Regions from separate parts of the Homo sapiens genome. Here region 2 is linked to region 1. Evidence: chromatin loops called from intact Hi-C (ENCODE). Cell type or tissue: Caco-2. All regions are shown on one strand. Links, peaks and the distances in the headings refer to the core of each region. The heading gives the core; the rest is flanking DNA. Region 1 has its middle 120 kb from the start of NTM. Region 2 overlaps NTM (neurotrimin).

Region 1 (8,334 bases), core at 300-8,299:
TTTAATTGGCGTCACCCCATCATATTAGAACATTTAGAATTTGTCTTTATGGCCTTCTTTATACCCCAGGAAGGGCTCTTGAGGGCAACGCAAAAGGGCAGCTTTGGGTGTTGAACGGGGTCTCCATTAATTTGGGATGAACTGAGTGTCAGAAAATTGAGTTTCAAGGGCAGCCTAGGAAACTTGTCAATTTCAAGCTGTCTGCTGTGGAGCCAAAGCATCCTTAGTTGCTGGATTTTGGAGGCTTGTTTACGTTGGTTTATGTAATAGCTACAGTCCCCCAGGTTGATTAAGTAATTTCTTCATTTAGAACATCCTAAATTGCATGACATTTGAGAGATTTCCTTGACCTTGTCAAGGGCAGATGCTCACTTTATTGCTTTTCCTTATTCTTTGCTTAAAGAAAACAGACTGCTTTCTCCCTCACGGCAACTAGAGGTGAGTGGAAATGACCACAGATGTTTTATGATTATCAAGCCCTTGCAGTTGTACGCCCTAAACTGGCTAATAGCTTCTCTCCTGTGTATTCTTGTTCTGTCTTCTGTAATTTTTCCTCCCATTTTCTTTCCAAGTCAAAATCTTTGCCCTTTATGTGAAGCATAATAATACTTAGCATTTATGCAACACTTTGCATTTTTAGGGTCCCGAATGATCAGTAATGAGCTAATCCACACATGGTGATGGTTGTGCAGCAGGCCAGCTGTTACCCCATTGCACAGATGAGAAAACCAAGGTCCCAGTACAGCAACTCCCAATTGAAAGCCAGGCAACCCTTGCACATCTGAGTCCCTGGCTTCAAGTGAAGGCTTCCTTCGCACTTGGCTCCCAGGAGTAAAATCGAGAGAGAAAGAGAAGGATCAGAAGTTAAATTTTCCCTACGTGCTTTCTTTATTAAAATTTAACCTGTTCCCATTTTCAACTATTTCTTTAATAACCTGCCTCAGCCATAGAGAATTCCAGTCCAGTTCAACAGGAAGCTGCCTGCATGCCACTTCCAGTGCCACCCATGACTTAATAAGCCCTTCCTTGCTCCTGTCACCAACGTCATCAATGGAAGTTGTACATGCTTCAGGACTCAGGACACATTCCTCCCCAGTGCCTCTTTCTTGTCTTCTTGGGCCGACAGCTGGCTGGTTATCACAATCATCTGAGTGCACCCACCTTCTAGGGCAGTCTCCTAGGCTATATTTGGTTAGCTTATTTATGAGGATGTCACATAGGCAGAATCAACAACCTTCCTGTTCTTGAGCTCTAATATGTTTATTGTGTCATCACTTCTACAAGAATCATCTTCCTCTTTGAGACAGGAGTAACCTGGGTGGGTCAGACACAATGTGCTTCTTTCAAAGCCACACTGGTATTTCCCAGCACTCTGCGGTTTGTCTGTCTCCCAATTGATTCTCTTTTGATTTGCCCTGAGAGTCTTTCTCATAGGAAAATCAGGTTTTGTTATCAATCTCTAACTTTCCAAGTCGCCTTCCTGCCTTTTTAAAACATACATTGCATTTATTTGTTTCTTGTGTTTGGAAACCTTATCCAGTCCTTCATGAATTCTCAAAAACAGGATTTGTTGAAACTACAATTCCATCAGTCAGTTTTTAATGACATGTCCACTAAGTTATAAGACTGTGGATGGCAAGGACAATATTTTATTTGATTTTTAAAAAAATTCTCCATGGTGCTGAATACTATGCCCTGGCAGATTAACAGGTGCTTAAAACCTGTGTGAAATGCATCTGCCCAGCCCTGTAAGATTCTAGGTCCTCTGGGAAATACTACAAAATATATTATCTTGTCCAACCTTCTAGGAATTTTCAATTTAGGTGGGCAAGCGAGTCTTACATCCATGAAACTTTTAGAAAATAGTAAATGACAATATGATCAAGGGCCAGAATGGACAATAAAGACTGTGTGTATAATGCTCCAGTAAGTAAGATAATTAACAATGGGATCTTATAGGTGGCTAAACTGGCAATGTACTCCAAATGCAGCTGCAGGCATTGGAGGGTGGGCCTCGATCTGGGCTTTGGAGTCAGACAGATTTGGATTTAAATCTGAGGCTTCTGCAATCAAGTAGCTGTGTGATTCGGACAAGTTGCTTAACCCTTGTAAGCCTTGGGTTACTTATCTGTCATATAGGAATAATCCTACTTCTAATAATGCATTCCTATGAGGATGTAAACTCCAACAGGAAAGAGAGTGCTGTCTCTTTTGTTCACTGCTCTACTCCTATTGGCTAGAAGACCAATGACCATTTGTTGATGCAATCAACCTCACCAGGTTTTCATTAGTTTAGGCAATATACATAAATTAAAAGTTGAATGCAGTGCTGAGCATAATATGTGCTCAATACAATTTTAAAATCATTATTGTAGCTTCACTTGGGTTTGGCAGTACTTAACCTTCTGGCCATGTAATCCTTGAGTTCTGTTTCCTGTAGCAATGAGCCCATAGCAATGAACCTAAGTGCTGATATTCTAAAAGAATATCAGGTCTGTAGAAAGCTGTCCGTATATTCTGACCTGCTTTGTGTATTTCTTCAATTACTTCGCCTTACTATTGTATCTTCATTTGTTTGTTTAAATCTTTTGAATCTGGATTTCTTTGTTATTTTCCTCCAGATTTTGTGACTCACTTGAATCATGTCTTTTTCCATTGCCTCTCTGGCATCTTGATAGTTGTAGGTGATTTTCTTATGAAAGACCAGTGCCCACTGTGAGGCCATGGGACACAGCCCGAAGCCCTTTAGCTCCTGGATAACTAGCTAATAGTTCCCTAGAAGGAATGCCCTCAGGCTTCCTGAGGACTGGAATGACTCCTTGGCAGAGGTGAAGCATTTTTTAATCTATCTGAGTTATTTAAAGTTTAAGACAGGGATAACCTACACGAGAGACTATTTTCTTGAAGAATACAGACTTGGGGTCCAGGCTCTGCTATTTGCTAGATTTACAACTTTGGAGAAATTAACCTCTTTGGTTTTCCATTTCTTTTTCAGTTAAACTGTGGTGAAAAAATACCTATCAAATAGGGTTATGGTGAGTGTTAAGAAAACCGATGTGTGCAAAGCACATATATATTTTGTTTTTATTTTTATTTTGTCTGTTTCATGTTTTCAGAAACCATGATCAAAGCATTCATAAGTTCTCCAAAAGGGTTCCATTGGTCCTCAAAGCACTTTTCACACATAAAGAGGAGGATGCTCAAAGAACTAATTTCTTGCAACTGACCTCTAAGTGTGGCTAGTACTTTCAGGCACTGCAGGGGGCTGGCTGCTGTAAAGGATACCAAAGACTGTGGAATTCACACTCTAAGGAGCCAAGACTAACAGGAATACACGAGACTACAGTGAGCAGCACAGATAGCAGTTAATGAGAGCTCAATTAGGTGGTGCAAAAACCTAAGTGCTGAGAGGAAGGTCAATGACAGCTGGGTGCGCTAGAAAGGGTTTGACTGCAGATGCTCTGCAGGCTTCCCCAGCCCTTGAAAAAGTACACTTGAGGGAGGAGATAGGATGAGGCTTTTGTTGGCAGCGTACTGAAAAAAAAAAAAAAAAAGATTTTCTTGGAATCAGCCCCACCAGATGACTTAGGGATACTATAAAAATGAGGCCATACTCGCTACCTGGAAGTCAAGAGACCTCAGCAGCCCAGGAGAAGGCCATGGTGGGAGCACACGAAGATTAAGCTGGGACCACCTGTAGTGGCAAAAATCAATACCTAACACTCAATGCCCAGATGCAGATGGGGTTCTGGCCGTCAGGGGGCACTGTAGCAGAAGCCCTGGAGCCCCAGCTGTGCGTAGTCAGGGCCACTGCGTTTCAGGACTCCAGGGAGTGCCGTTCCCGTCGCGTACACTGGGAAGGTGCCACCTAAAGTCGGCACAAAGTGGCGGCCCCGAGTGTAGCTCATCCTGCATGATAGTGTCTTCTCCAGTCAATATAAACCCTGGGAAGATGCCACGTGTAGTGAAATATTCCTGCAAACTCTATCGACACATGTCAGTTTTCCTCGATCAGCACAAGAGGAGTGTTCAATAAAACAGCGTATAAGGTTAATTACCAGGGCATTCCACATAGTGCGATCACTTTGTTAGTATCACAACCTTTTATATGTCATGTGTGACAACACTGCAAAGTGGTTTGTACTGTTCATTAATTGTAACTTGGAACTTCCTTCATTTGAAAGTGGTCATTTATAGGCACACGTCCTCCAGATCCTGAGTAGGTGGAGATTGTTTTAAAAGGGGGATGGGGGTGACAGTTTCCCCACCTGTCTTCACTAACATGCTTGCTTTTTAATTTTTTTCTTTCTTCCTTCTCTTTTGTCTTTATCCTTCGCTTTCTTTCTCCTTTCCTTCTTCCTTCTGTTGACAAAGGTGAAATGAGTAAGATGCCTTTTAAGGAGCTCTGGGTGAGTGCACTACCTTCTACTCTAGAAAAATAGAATGAAAATGGGCTGGCTGCAGAAACCAGGAACTTGTCTGATCCCTACGTGTATTATTCCCTTTTCCTTGTTCTATGCTATTTCTCATGCTGCCTTTGTGCTTTTGATTCCTGACTTTTTTTTATGGATTTTGTATATGCTGGAATTCAGAGGCTTTCAACATTTTTTTGACTGAAGCCCTGTATGAAATAGATTTTATAGCTTCAGCTCAGAACACACACAGAACTATACACTCACATACTCACATAACAAACAAAAGAATCACTGAATAACATTTAATCTTAAGATGGAGGATGTACTCTGACATTTTATATTCTAATCTGTCTTTTCCTATTTTATTTCATCTATTCAATTTCACTTACAAAAACACTCAACCATAGCTCACTAGATTTATTTCATAGCTAATTAATGGATCATAATTGATAATTTGAAAAACTGTTTTAAATGATTATTAACTCCTGAATTACTCCTGTCTCTTAGTGGTCTTTCATTCCTACCCAATTTCAGCATATGCTTGATTGGATTATTTTCTTGAAATCCAAATGGTGACACCGATAGCATAGATTAAAGAGCAGATAAAAAAATACAAAAGAGCATGCAAACAAGTTTGAAGTACATTAAGTTGGTCTAAAAAGCTTGAAATCTCACATTTTATTCAATATTTTAAAAGGTTTTTCCTTATAGTATTGTAATCTCTACCTGTATGTGAAGAAAATCCTGACAGGCTCATGACATTTTTGCTCACTGTTAAGCAGGTATACACACTGGCCAGTCAGAATGAACACAGGCAGTAGGCAATCTCTGTGACAGTACTGTGGCTGGCTGGTTCAATACCAGATTAGTTCTTAAGCAACAGATCTTCTATTTAAGTTACAAATGCAATCTGAGTTTGGAAATTAGAATATGCAGTCTAGGATTTTCATCACCATTCTGAACTGAATTTAACATTAAATCAACCCTGCACCAGTGTGACAGTAACCTTCCTCCCAACCCCCTTGGAACTTGAAGACAGCCTCTGATGGGGCTGGGCAGAGGAACCTAGGAGGAAGGATGGTCACAGGAATAGGGGCGTCCTTCCCTTCCCCGTAGAGCAATCAGGCCCTGGCAGCTGAGGAAAGGTGCATGTTCATGGCAAAACAACAATATGAGGTCCCACGGATCCTCCTTGCCATTGTATTTCTCTCACACTCTGGCGGGAGCCTTCTTGGGCAAGACTCAAAGGAGGTCAGGCCCAGCTCTCTTGCTCTGGCATGGCCATGCCTGAGTGTAGGAAGCATTGCTCACTCAGATTAACTGGGAGTGCAGGCTAATTGGGGCCACCTTCCTATTCCACCTTTCCCTGTGAGTCAGGTTCTGGCCACTTGCCCTGACACTGACCACTAGAAACTCAGCCTTACAACCTCTCTTGGGAAAAGAAGGAAGCTCCTCCACCCACTACCCCCAGGGGCTGAGTCTGAAAGCACAGTGATAGCTATTGGTAAAGGAAAACCCATCATATCCTCCCTTGACCCTTTATGTCCTGAAAGCAGGAAAAGTGTAGCACTGTACAGAGTTTTTATTAATTTCCTTGTGTAATCTACACTGTCTGACCACTTACTTTGGAATTTTCTACCTACTGCATCTTGGCATCTCTGCTATAACTTCAATTTTTCTATCTTGTCATTCTGTGAAGAGCATTTAAAGTTACATGTGACTATGAAGAAAACATAACGGAATTTTTTGGGGCATTGTAACTCTTTGTATTATTGTAAGCCAGGTCAAATTAATTAATTTCAAATTCGTCAATTGCATTTGCATCACTTAATTATATCTTTCTTGACAATAGATCTGTTGTATTTTTTTCTTTACAAAATTCATGTAAACTTGTTTCAGAATAATCCTTTTATATTTAGGATTCACTACTAAAATAACAGCAAAATGAAATCTGCAGCTCACTCTTTTCAGTCTTCACAAATGAAATCTTAAAGTAGATATTCCAAAAAAGGAGACTGGGTAGCCTTCTGCTCAGTTACCATAATGGGACTTGGAGGGTCAGGGAAGTTCAAGATAAAAATCCCCACTCCCAAATTATTTGCCACACCCAACTTCGTCAAGCTAAGTATGAAGTAAGGGGAGGAAAAGGGAAGGCAGCTGCCAGTCATTGCAAGCTGTCATAACGAAGTACCATAAACTGGGTGGCTTATGAACAACTAACAGTTATCTCTCACACTTCTGAAGGCTGGAAGTCCAAGATCAAGGGGCCAGCAGACTCTGTTCTGATGAGGGTCCATTTCTTGCTTCTTGGTTTAGACATCCGTCTTCTCACAGCATCCTTACCTGGCAAAAGAGGATCAGAGAGCTTTCTGGGGTCTCTTTTATAAGGGGACTAATCCTATTCCTAAGTTCTCCACCCTCATGCTCTAATCACCTCCCAAAGGCCCCACCTCCATCACACTGGAGGTCATAATTCAACACATGAATTTTGAGGGAGACACAAACATTCAGTTCATAACACAGCCAAGTTAAGCCATAAAGTCAGGAAAATAAAGGACCCACCATGGTTCAGGAGATCAGGCTGGAGGTTCAGGACATCAGGCTGGAGAGAATAAGAAGACTTGGCAGAGCTGCCAAGAGGACCTGCCACTTTCTGTGTTCTTAACAATGGCAGGTACAGTCAATTTCCTAGTGCACTTGAGCCCGGCTCCAGGTGACCCTGTGTGTCCAGCCCACAGGTACCTAGTCTTCCTGCCTCCTGCTTGCTCCCACCCTCCCCAGGTCTAACAGCCAGTCATGGGAAGACAACTGTCATTCAGCTTTGATCCAGCATTCCAGGTGGCAATATTTTCCTGTTTTACTTTCTTTTGGTGGAGATTAAAATATTTTTACTATTAAGCAGCTACTACCTGAATAATAAGAATCTATTTTTGGGGTGAGGGTTATCGGGGGAGATTATATGGGAGCTCTATGTGAATTGTAGAGGAACACAGAGAATAAGTGTAAGCTGAGGGCAAAAGATTGCTATTTTAAAAAATGACTTCATCCACTTGTGCATTATAAGGGAGTAGAGGTTTTATCTCAGGGAAGATGACTCTTTTGTTTAGGAAAGGCAATTAATAGGCCTTTGGGTTAGGCTCCAAAGCCCAGTCTGCAGTGGAGGATTGAGACAAAAAGGAATTAAATCCTTCTGCATAATAAAACAAAAACCTGGACCAGAGAGCTGTGTCACATTTAAAGCAGTACAGTCCAAACTGGAATTCCAGGTCTTTGCCAGATCTTCAACAGAGCCCAAGGTGCTTGAGCACTCAGTGACCCTTGGGAGCTTCTAGATTTCCTTCCTCCAAGGTTGTTTCTTTCACACAAACCATCCCATGTCATCGTCTCCATCTTGCTTGGAAGATAAAAGTCCATATTCATCTCGCTCCCAGTTCCCGTCATCTTGCAGGACCTCCTACTAATGGGTCAAGCCCCCAGAGCAAGGGCCCTGGAGGGCATGATCCGTACTCCATGGTGACTGCAGTTCTGAGAATTCTTCCACATGGCTATTGTCTTTTCTCTTCCAGTGAGCAGAGGAAGGTGGGGAAGCTTGGTAACATGCACCTGCTGAACCCCACATGGGCATGATTGGGACAATTATATGCTTTTACATAGTAATAAGTTGCTATTGTCCTGAAAGTTATTGGAAATTGCATGGAAAGGAATGGAATTTAGGCACCCCAGGAGCCTAGGTAGTCTGACAATGATAGGTGCTCTGGGGATAGAGGACAGGACAAGACCATGCCCTGTGGCTTCAGGGCAATTCCCAAAGACAGGGGAGAGGGGAGCCCCTGTGCTCCGAGACAAATCAGTGACTATTTAGGAATAGTGGCATCTGGAATTAAATTTGATACAGTTTCTCTTAGAGCCTAACATTTCC
Region 2 (8,334 bases), core at 147-8,146, 140 kb after region 1:
AGCCCTTCAGGATATTCATCCTAAAATTTGAGAACCATTGATTTAAAGGAGTGTGAAGACTGAATGTTGGGAGCTCTTTCTGGAAGGGCCACTCCCAGGGCTGGACATGTGGAAAAGGAAGCAGCAGCATGGACCCTGCCTCCTGGGAGGGGCCTCAGTGTCTCTCGAATACTCTCACCTTAGAAAAAAATCCTTTAAGCCACCGGGACAGAGGAGGCTTGGTGGTGTGTAAGCCGTATAAATATGTACATTCACTTATCTATGTAAGTACATATAGATTCCCTTTGGCTAGGGCTGCCAGATTTAGCAAATAAAAATCCAGGACACCAGATATATTTAAATTCCTGATCAACAAATGATTTTTATTATGCAGAGCACATACTAATACTAAAAGACATTTGGGTTTTGGGTTTTTTTTTTTTTTTTTTGCAATTCAAATTTAATTGGGCATCTTTTTCTTGTTTTTAGCAGGCAGGATATCCTACCTTTTGCCCGTAAGTATTAGGTACTTAGTGGAAATAGCCTGATCAGAATCAGTGTCTAAAAGGTAGAAGTGGGTTTTAATGGCCTATTTATTTACATTTTAATAGGAATGTGTATGAGTTGGCAGGGAAGAAAAAGAATGCTGCTCTTTCTGGCTCATTGTATTATTTTAAGATCTGTATTTGGGGAAAGAGAAAGCAAGGAAGAGAATATAGGGAGAAAGATGGTGGTTGGCCTGGAGTGGTGGCTCCTGCCTGTAATCCCAGCACTTCGGGAGGTCGAGGCGGGCGAATCACTTGAGGTCAGGAGTTTGAGACCAGCCTGGCCAACATGGTGAAACCTCATCTCTACTAAAAATATAAAAATTATCCAGGTATGGTGGCACGTGCCTGTAATCCCAGCTAATTGGGAGGCTGAGGCAGGAGAATTGCTGGAACATGGCAGGCAGAGGTTGCAGTGAGACAAGATCATGCCAATGCACTCCAGCCTGGGCGACAAGAGCAAGACTTCATCACAAAAAAAAAAAAAAAAGAAAAGAAAAGAAAAGAAAAGGAAAAAGAAAGATGGTGGTTGAAAGTAGCCTATATGCCAGCAAGTCCTCCCTCTAGTCAAGTAACTGAGCACCTATTATGGGCCAGGCCCTGATTCACATGACCCTGAGTGAGATGAGCAGCAACGCTCTAGGAGGTTGAGCTCCCTGCCTCGGGCCTGGCTCCTGGGCAGGTTCCCTGCAGCCACCCCTTACCTGCCCCAGGTGACAGGATGCCACCTCAGAGGGTGGGACCTTGATGCTGTGGCTGGGCAGTGAATGACAAGCTTCCTAATGAGATGGAGCTGGGGGAGCGGCTTGCTGACAGAACAATTTGCCGGTGCCCAGAATATCTGCCCAGCCTCGGCAAAGCGGCAGCCTGGCGGGCGGCAGAAGAAATTTCAGGATTTATCATTCGCCTTGGTGGCAGGTGTGCCGTGAGCCGCCCTACTTCCCGCTGTGCTTCTCTAGACCTGCAGACTGGATGGGCAATCCACCCAGGCTTCTAGAGCCTCGGGAAGAACGTGTAAAACTATTTCCTATTTTTTCCTCCTCCTGATCAGCTTGTGTTGATGTAAATGACTGGAAAAGCAGTTTTCGGCTTATTTTCACAGCTTAAGGGCTTCGTGAGAAGCTTATTATTGAAAAATTAGAAACTGAAAACAACTTCTTAGACAATGAAATAGCAACCCAGAGACTGTGTGTGTAAGGCTGGGTGTGCTGTAACTGGCTGCGTTACAAATAGGAACTCCCCTGGGATTCAGTAATCAAACACGTGGCAACAGGTTGTCTGTTTCAACAGAGAGTGAGTAATCAAAGGAGATTTGCAGTTAATCCAAATATAACAGCAAAGCATCCAAGGGAAGCCCGGGGAAAGGAGACCAGAAGGGTGAGGGGTGGATGAGGCCACTGGTTTGGAGTTCCAGATGCAACAGAGAGAACTGGGAGAGGGGCAGAAGGTTGATCTCTCTGGGTGCTTGTGTTGGTCCATTTGCATTGCTATGAAGGAATACCTGAGACTGGGCAATGTACAAAGAAAAGAGGTTTATTTGGCTCATGGTTCTGCAGGCTGTATTAGTGTGGCACAAGCACCTGCTCAGTTTTGGGTGAGGCCTCAGGAAGCTTTTAGTCATGGCCAAAGAGAAGGGGCGCTTTCATGTCACATGGTAAAAGAGGGAGTAAGAAAGAGAGGAGAGGGAGGTGCCACGGTCTTTTAAACAACCAACTTTCGAGTGAATGAGAATCCATTACTTTGAGGAGGGGACCAAGCCATTCATGAGGGATCTGCCCCCACGACCCGAACACCTCCCACCAGGCCTCACCTCCAATACTGGAAATCACGTTTCAATATGAGATTTGGAGGGAACAGACTATCAGCAATGGAGGAACAAGCTGCACAGAGGAAGGGGAAACTGAGTCTTGGCTACACATTGAAGCAAACCAGAAAAATAACCTGAGCACTTGGCCCCTACACTTGACCAGTGATGTAAAATTTGGGAGGAATTAATTAGCATTCAGTGATTTACTTCAAAATCCTGAGTCCTACACAGGATTGAGGTCGGGGTGGAGAAGGACTTGCTCCAACTCGATGGGCTAGAAAGAAGAAAGTGGTGCAGGCCTGGGAAACAGTGGTAACCATCAGCATTTCAGGGAGACACTTCAGTTTGCATGTGTATCTCCATGGTTCTCAAAGTGTGGTCCCTGGCTGGCAGCATCAGGGTCCCCTGGCACTTGTTAGCAATATGAATTCTCAAGCCCCACCCCCAGAGAGCCCTCTGACTCTGGACCTCTGAGAGGAGGCCCAGCCATCTGTGGATCAAGAAGCCCTCTGCATGATTTTGTTGCATACTTCAGTTTGAGAACCACCAGCAGACCTGGTTACCTGGCCAGAGGTACCAGGAGGTGCTCACTCAGGGTTCGTATGTGGGCTTGTGTGTGAACTACTACGCCCAGTCCCAGGTGAGGTCCTGGAGCAATTCTGTGCTGACCCATCTGTCCTGATCTTCCTAACCACACGGGGCTGCGGGGAAAGGCACACTTACTACACGTGTGCTACTACCATGTGCCAGGCACTGCTAAATGTTTTATGTGTGATATTTTATTTAATCTTTCCCTGAACCTTGTGAGGTAGGGGTTGTAGATAGCATTTTAGTGCTGAGAATATTTGAGTTCAGAAAGGCCAACTTGCCCAGGTCTCTATGTTTCCTGAGTCTGTACCCTTATTCATTCTCACGCAGCCTCTCCGCCACATACTTCTCTGTCCCCACATGCTTTGGGTGCCACCTACACAAAGCAACTACCAGCCTGGCAGGGCCCCAGCTCTCCACTGCCAAGCTTGGCCCTCCCCGCCCCACTCCTTGCCTCATGTTAATTTCCCACCTGAGTACTGAGTACTTTATAAATAGCAAATCTAAAATGAATTTTCTACCAGCGATCATTAGCTCCCTTGACATCCATTAAACATTCTCGCAAGCAGAGCGAAGTGACAAAAGGGATTGATTTTTACAGTATGTTTAATAGGGGAAAAGAAAGAAAGGTGTTGACAAGTCTTTTTTTTTTTTTTTTTCTGTCCTGATATCACCAGGAATTTGAAATCAGTCAAATGACTTTTATCTGGGAAAAAAAAAAAAAAAAAAAGAAAAGAAAAGAAGAAGGCTAGGATTGGGTGCGGGAGGAGAGGGTCGGGAGACAGAAACAGGCTCCCAGCACCCTGTGCGGCTCATTTCTACACCCGTGACAGGTAAACATAAAGTTAGTTACCTAGTGCCAGCCACCAAGATGAATATGTCAGATTTAATGCTTCAAAATATATAGGGTCCAAGCCAGGGAGGGAGTAGCGGGGAGTGGAGGAGGAAAGAAGGCTGTATTAAGGGAGAGGGAAAATAACCAATCTTCTGCTGAAACTATTGGAAGAATAAATGTGTTGATGCAATAGTTGAAGTCAGAGAAGGCTGGCATATGAGGCACTGTAGCTGAAAATTTAACTTTGATTTCAATTTTCATATTTGTCAGCGATAATTAGATTCAAGAAATGTTTTGCCACTGCTCTAAAATACTAATAAGTAGAGGCCTTTGTAGTTTGGTTAATGGAGTCTTTTTTCCTAGTGGTCTAGGAAAATTCCATTAAAGCAAAAAGTCATACTATATTACAGTGTTTCAATACGCATTGACTCTGCTGCCGCGGTGATATCATCCCAGGGATGGGAGTCCTGTGTGCAACCACAGAGCCCCTGAAGGGATGGGAGTCCTGTGTGCAACCACAGAGCCCCTGAAGGGATGGTAGTCCTGTGTGCAACCACAGAGCCCCTGAAGGGATGGGAGTCCTGTGTGCAACCACAGAGCCCCTGAAGGGATGGGAGTCCTGTGTGCAACCATAGAGCCCCTGAAGGGATGGGAGTCCTCTGTGCAACCACAGAGCCCCTGAAGGGATGGGGTTGGGCTTCATAGGCCTTAGCTGTCTATCATTTCAGACCTGCACAGACCTCCCTGGCTCATGGGTGAGGGTAGGGGAGAGAGAAGAGCAAATTCAATAAAGCCTCGCCTTGAGAAGGATGTGTTTTATAAGCTTCGCCTCCTGGAGCAGGTTGAAGAGAGGGCAGGAGGAGTTGATGGGCACCTGCCTGAGGAGAGGAAGCACTTTCCCTGCTCTCCCCAGTCTGGACGCCTGTTGCCTGTTCCTTTAATGAAGAAGCTCCACCCAGTGGCAGAATCTACATGCACTCCTCCTCCCAAGCCTCAGCCTGCTCTGAAAGTCTGGAAGGTTGCTTTCTCTTGAGATCAGAATTTGATTAAGAGAACCAAGGTCTATTATTTTTGACTGGCTTTTCCCTGGAGTGCCTGTGCATCTCTGATATCCCAGGTAACTCCCTGCAGGGCAATATGGGGTGGATTGGGCTTCACCTGCTTTAATGTAGAGGTAAGTGAAGGGTTAAGTGTATTGTGCCCACACACTCCAGAGAGTTCCTGTGGATGAGGGAAGGCCTAGGGCATCCTCATCTCCCTTCTACCCTACTTTCCACACCACTCCCCTGCCGTCAGGGATTAATAATCACATGCTGGGCTTATTCAGACGGGCTCTCTCTGTCTGGAACGCCCTCTCGTAAGCAGACTGCTGCTGCAGCCACCTGTTAGCCCATCTCCCTGAGCCCAGGGACCTCACGGACCCTGCTCTCAATTGTCCTTCCCAAAACTCTGAAGTGGATCCCCAGACTGGGATGCCAGTCCTTGCCAAAAGAAAGCCCCATGGGCCTGTGTGATCTCACCCACCTCCCCACACATGGGCTCCTTCATGTCAAATTGTGCTCTTCTTGACATAGTAGTAGAGAGACTTGGAATTTACTAATCCTAAACCACAAATGGGAAGTGATGGAGGAATGGACAGATGGCAGGTAAGGGGAGGAGGGTCCCACCAGGATTGCCACCTAGGCCTGGATAAAGATGACTTGCAGAAGCCACACGAAGCAAAAGGGAGATCACGCCCATTCCATTAGTGCAGGGCAGCAGCAACCGCCCATCCTTCCCTGTGCCCATCCTGGGTGCTTCTTTCCTGGCCCCGTGCCCTCCTCCTACTGCCCCCACCACCACCTCCCAGGGTGAACAGAGAGGGAGGGCCTGTACTTCTTCCCAACAGCGCAAAGACCTACCTTTGGCCCATGCCTCTCTCTCTCCGCCCCTCCTTCCTTCCCTCTTTCCCCACCAATCGCTGCCTAGCTGCAGCTTCACTTTTCTCTAGTGGCATGTGCCAGATCTTATCCCTGTGAAGCACTTGAGGATGAAAGAAGGAAGGGGATATTAAATCCACCAGTGATACGTGCAATTGGGAGAGGCTTTTGTTGTGTCATTTCCTACCTCCTTCAGCCTATTAAGCAAACAAAAGTGCTTGTGGAATGAGAAATGTAAATGGCCAATGCAAGCCGATTAATCCTAGATGTACAATTCCATTAATAAGGCCGCTTTTTAATAGGCGGCTCTGGCAGCAACAGCAGGCAGGCCAGGAATTGATGTATTCTCTGTAATTGTATTGCAACTAATAGGATATGAAGAAAATTGTACCGGAGAAGCAGGTCTTTCAACACGATTTTCCAATCAGCTGAAATAATGACTTGCAGGGGAAAGCCTTGAAAAGGAATGACACACACAAAAATACAACATCGTCCAGAAGTGTCCATGATTCCCAGTCCCAGCTTGAAGCTTCTTTCTTTCTTTTTCCCCTGGCTTCCCTCATTTCTCTCTCTACTCCACTCTCGTTCTTCATCTCTTCTTCCCCATAGGTAATGCCAAGACCCAGAAGAGTCTGGTCACCTGTGGAGGGCCTCCCAGGGAGATTCCCCACCCCTGCCCCCCAGCCTTTTGCCTGTCTAGGCCCCCTCACTGGCTGAGATTGCTTGGTCCACCTTTTGAGAAGTCAGAGCGAGAAGGAGAGAGGCTGGGTGCTCTATGGAGAGAAGACTGAGTAGGGACTCAGTGTCGGCCCTTCTACTAATGCTAGTTGTTGAGTGACTTTGGAGCCATGCCTTCACCTCTCTGGATTCTTATCTGAACGAACCTTCCAGCCCCAGAATGCAGCAGCTCTGAGTGCATTTTCAAAGATCAGGCTAGGAGAAAAGCTGGCATCCTTTCACTTCAGGACCAACGAAGGCTATCTAAGAAGAAGAGCCCTTTTCTAAAGGGGTGTCCTCATTATCTGAACATCCATCTACTGAGAGGCCCTGCAGAACTCAGGCATCTCAGCGTCGAGCTCAGCTTTGGAAATCAGGCCTGTGTGCATACTTAATCATGGATAAGTTGGTCAATTCACTCCTTCCTTCAACAAATATTTGCGGGGTGTCAATGGTGCACTAAGGCACTGTTCTAGGTTCTGGGAATGAAACAGTAAATAAAGCAGGTGAAACAGAAATCAATCCTTGCCCTCATGGTGCTTGCAGTCTATCCAGTCAGCAACACTTTTGGTGAGCCTAACAGCTGGGGTGTTAGGTACGGGACCTTTCTCTGAGACTACTTAGGGATGGGAACTAAAAGCCCCTCTGCTGTTGTTTACTTGGCCAAGGTGGCAGTGGGAGCCAGGCTGCCTTCACATGACCCCTGCCAGCACCTCTCAGTCCTGCTCTCAGCCTCTCCTGGTCACTGGGTCTCTGTCCTGCCCATTTGTGTGTGGACTCTGACCCTTCCTTGGTCACAGGCTGGAGAGTAGATATAAAAAGAAAAGGCAAAGCACATTTCAGTTGAAGTCCCCAAGGAAACTGATATGATTGCTGAACAGAAATGGTTCCAATAAGGGCAGAGAGGAATATTGCTTTTATAGCTTTTGAGACATAAAACATTTAGAAAATGTGATTGACTGGCAGGGTCTAATTTATCATTTATCTCATTCCCTCTGCTCTCACACTCTGTCTTGCTCCCCACAACACCCAGGCAGACACTCATGTGCAAACTTTTTTCTCTCTTTTTTCTTTCCTTTCTTCTTCTCTTTCTGAGACTTGGATTTATCATCATTCCATTAAGCAGGAGAACTCCTGTGGCTATTTATAATTAATGCTCAGAAACCTGCCAATCCATTTAATGACACTAACAGGTCATGGCCCCCTTATAGCTCTCCATTAATCATCATTAGAACCGCTCTGAGTTTTTACATTCCTTTTAAATGTTAATTCACCTCTGTAATGCTCCTTTTAGTTAAAACTGTGAAGGGAGAAGTGGCTGGTGTCTCCATGCTGCCTGCCTGGGAATGGCGTGGTGGGGTTGATGAAGTCTGGCTGATTTCCTCTGTTCTTTTTCTCCTCTGACCCCTGTCCCTGCTACCAGATGTCAACCCAGTTTATTCTTTGGTTGTCTAGATTTATCTTCTAAAAAACACCCAGTGGCTTAAAGTTCTGGGCAAATAAAGATATTTGAATACCTTTGGCCTCCCAAGGCTCAAGCAACAACCTGTGAGAAGTTCTTGGCTTACCCACTAAGACCCAGGGTCCTGACGTGGCAGTGCAGCTCCTAGAGGTGAGGGGGCAGAAAGGGTTCTGGAGGTGAGCAGGGTCTAGAACTGTTCATGCAATGTCCCAGCACTCAAGGGCAGGCTCCAGAAAAGCAGGTAAAAAGCAGTCAGGTAAAGAATTATCTTTCTTTCTATCAAGAGAGCTGACCACTTGCTTCATTTTTGCTACTGATGGGCAATGAGACTGGGCAAAACATTCAACCTCCTTCCTCACCTACAAAACGGGGTCCATATCTGTCATTTCCAAGGATAAGGGTTAAATCTATAAAATATTAACTGGCATTGAAATCATCCTGGACTTTTAAAACCGATCTCAGTGCCAGGCGTAGTATCAGTG

The links. A loop is a pair of places that touch in the nucleus more often than their neighbours do. Peaks named below come from ENCODE experiments on the same cell type or tissue, not always from the same donor. Only the 100,000 strongest peaks of a DNase experiment are listed, where the experiment ranks them.
Region 2: it touches region 1 in a loop (4-fold over the local background); 5 of 110 quality-filtered maps call a loop at or near these places.

Annotation. Positions count from the first base shown.
Region 1 is chr11:131,243,012-131,251,345 of GRCh38, forward strand. No RefSeq gene overlaps it. Among named protein-coding and RNA genes, the nearest start is that of NTM, 120 kb to the right of the region's middle. RefSeq lists an enhancer at 3,037-3,682. In Caco-2, for the core only: a CTCF peak has its summit at 3,765 (motif pointing right); a DNase peak (open chromatin) is centred at 3,800.
Region 2 is chr11:131,388,015-131,396,348 of GRCh38, forward strand. The region is part of intron 1 of NTM (neurotrimin); the gene reads left to right. Among named protein-coding and RNA genes, the nearest start is that of NTM, 22 kb to the left of the region's middle. In Caco-2, for the core only: no CTCF peak of the experiment used is centred there; a DNase peak (open chromatin) is centred at 4,678.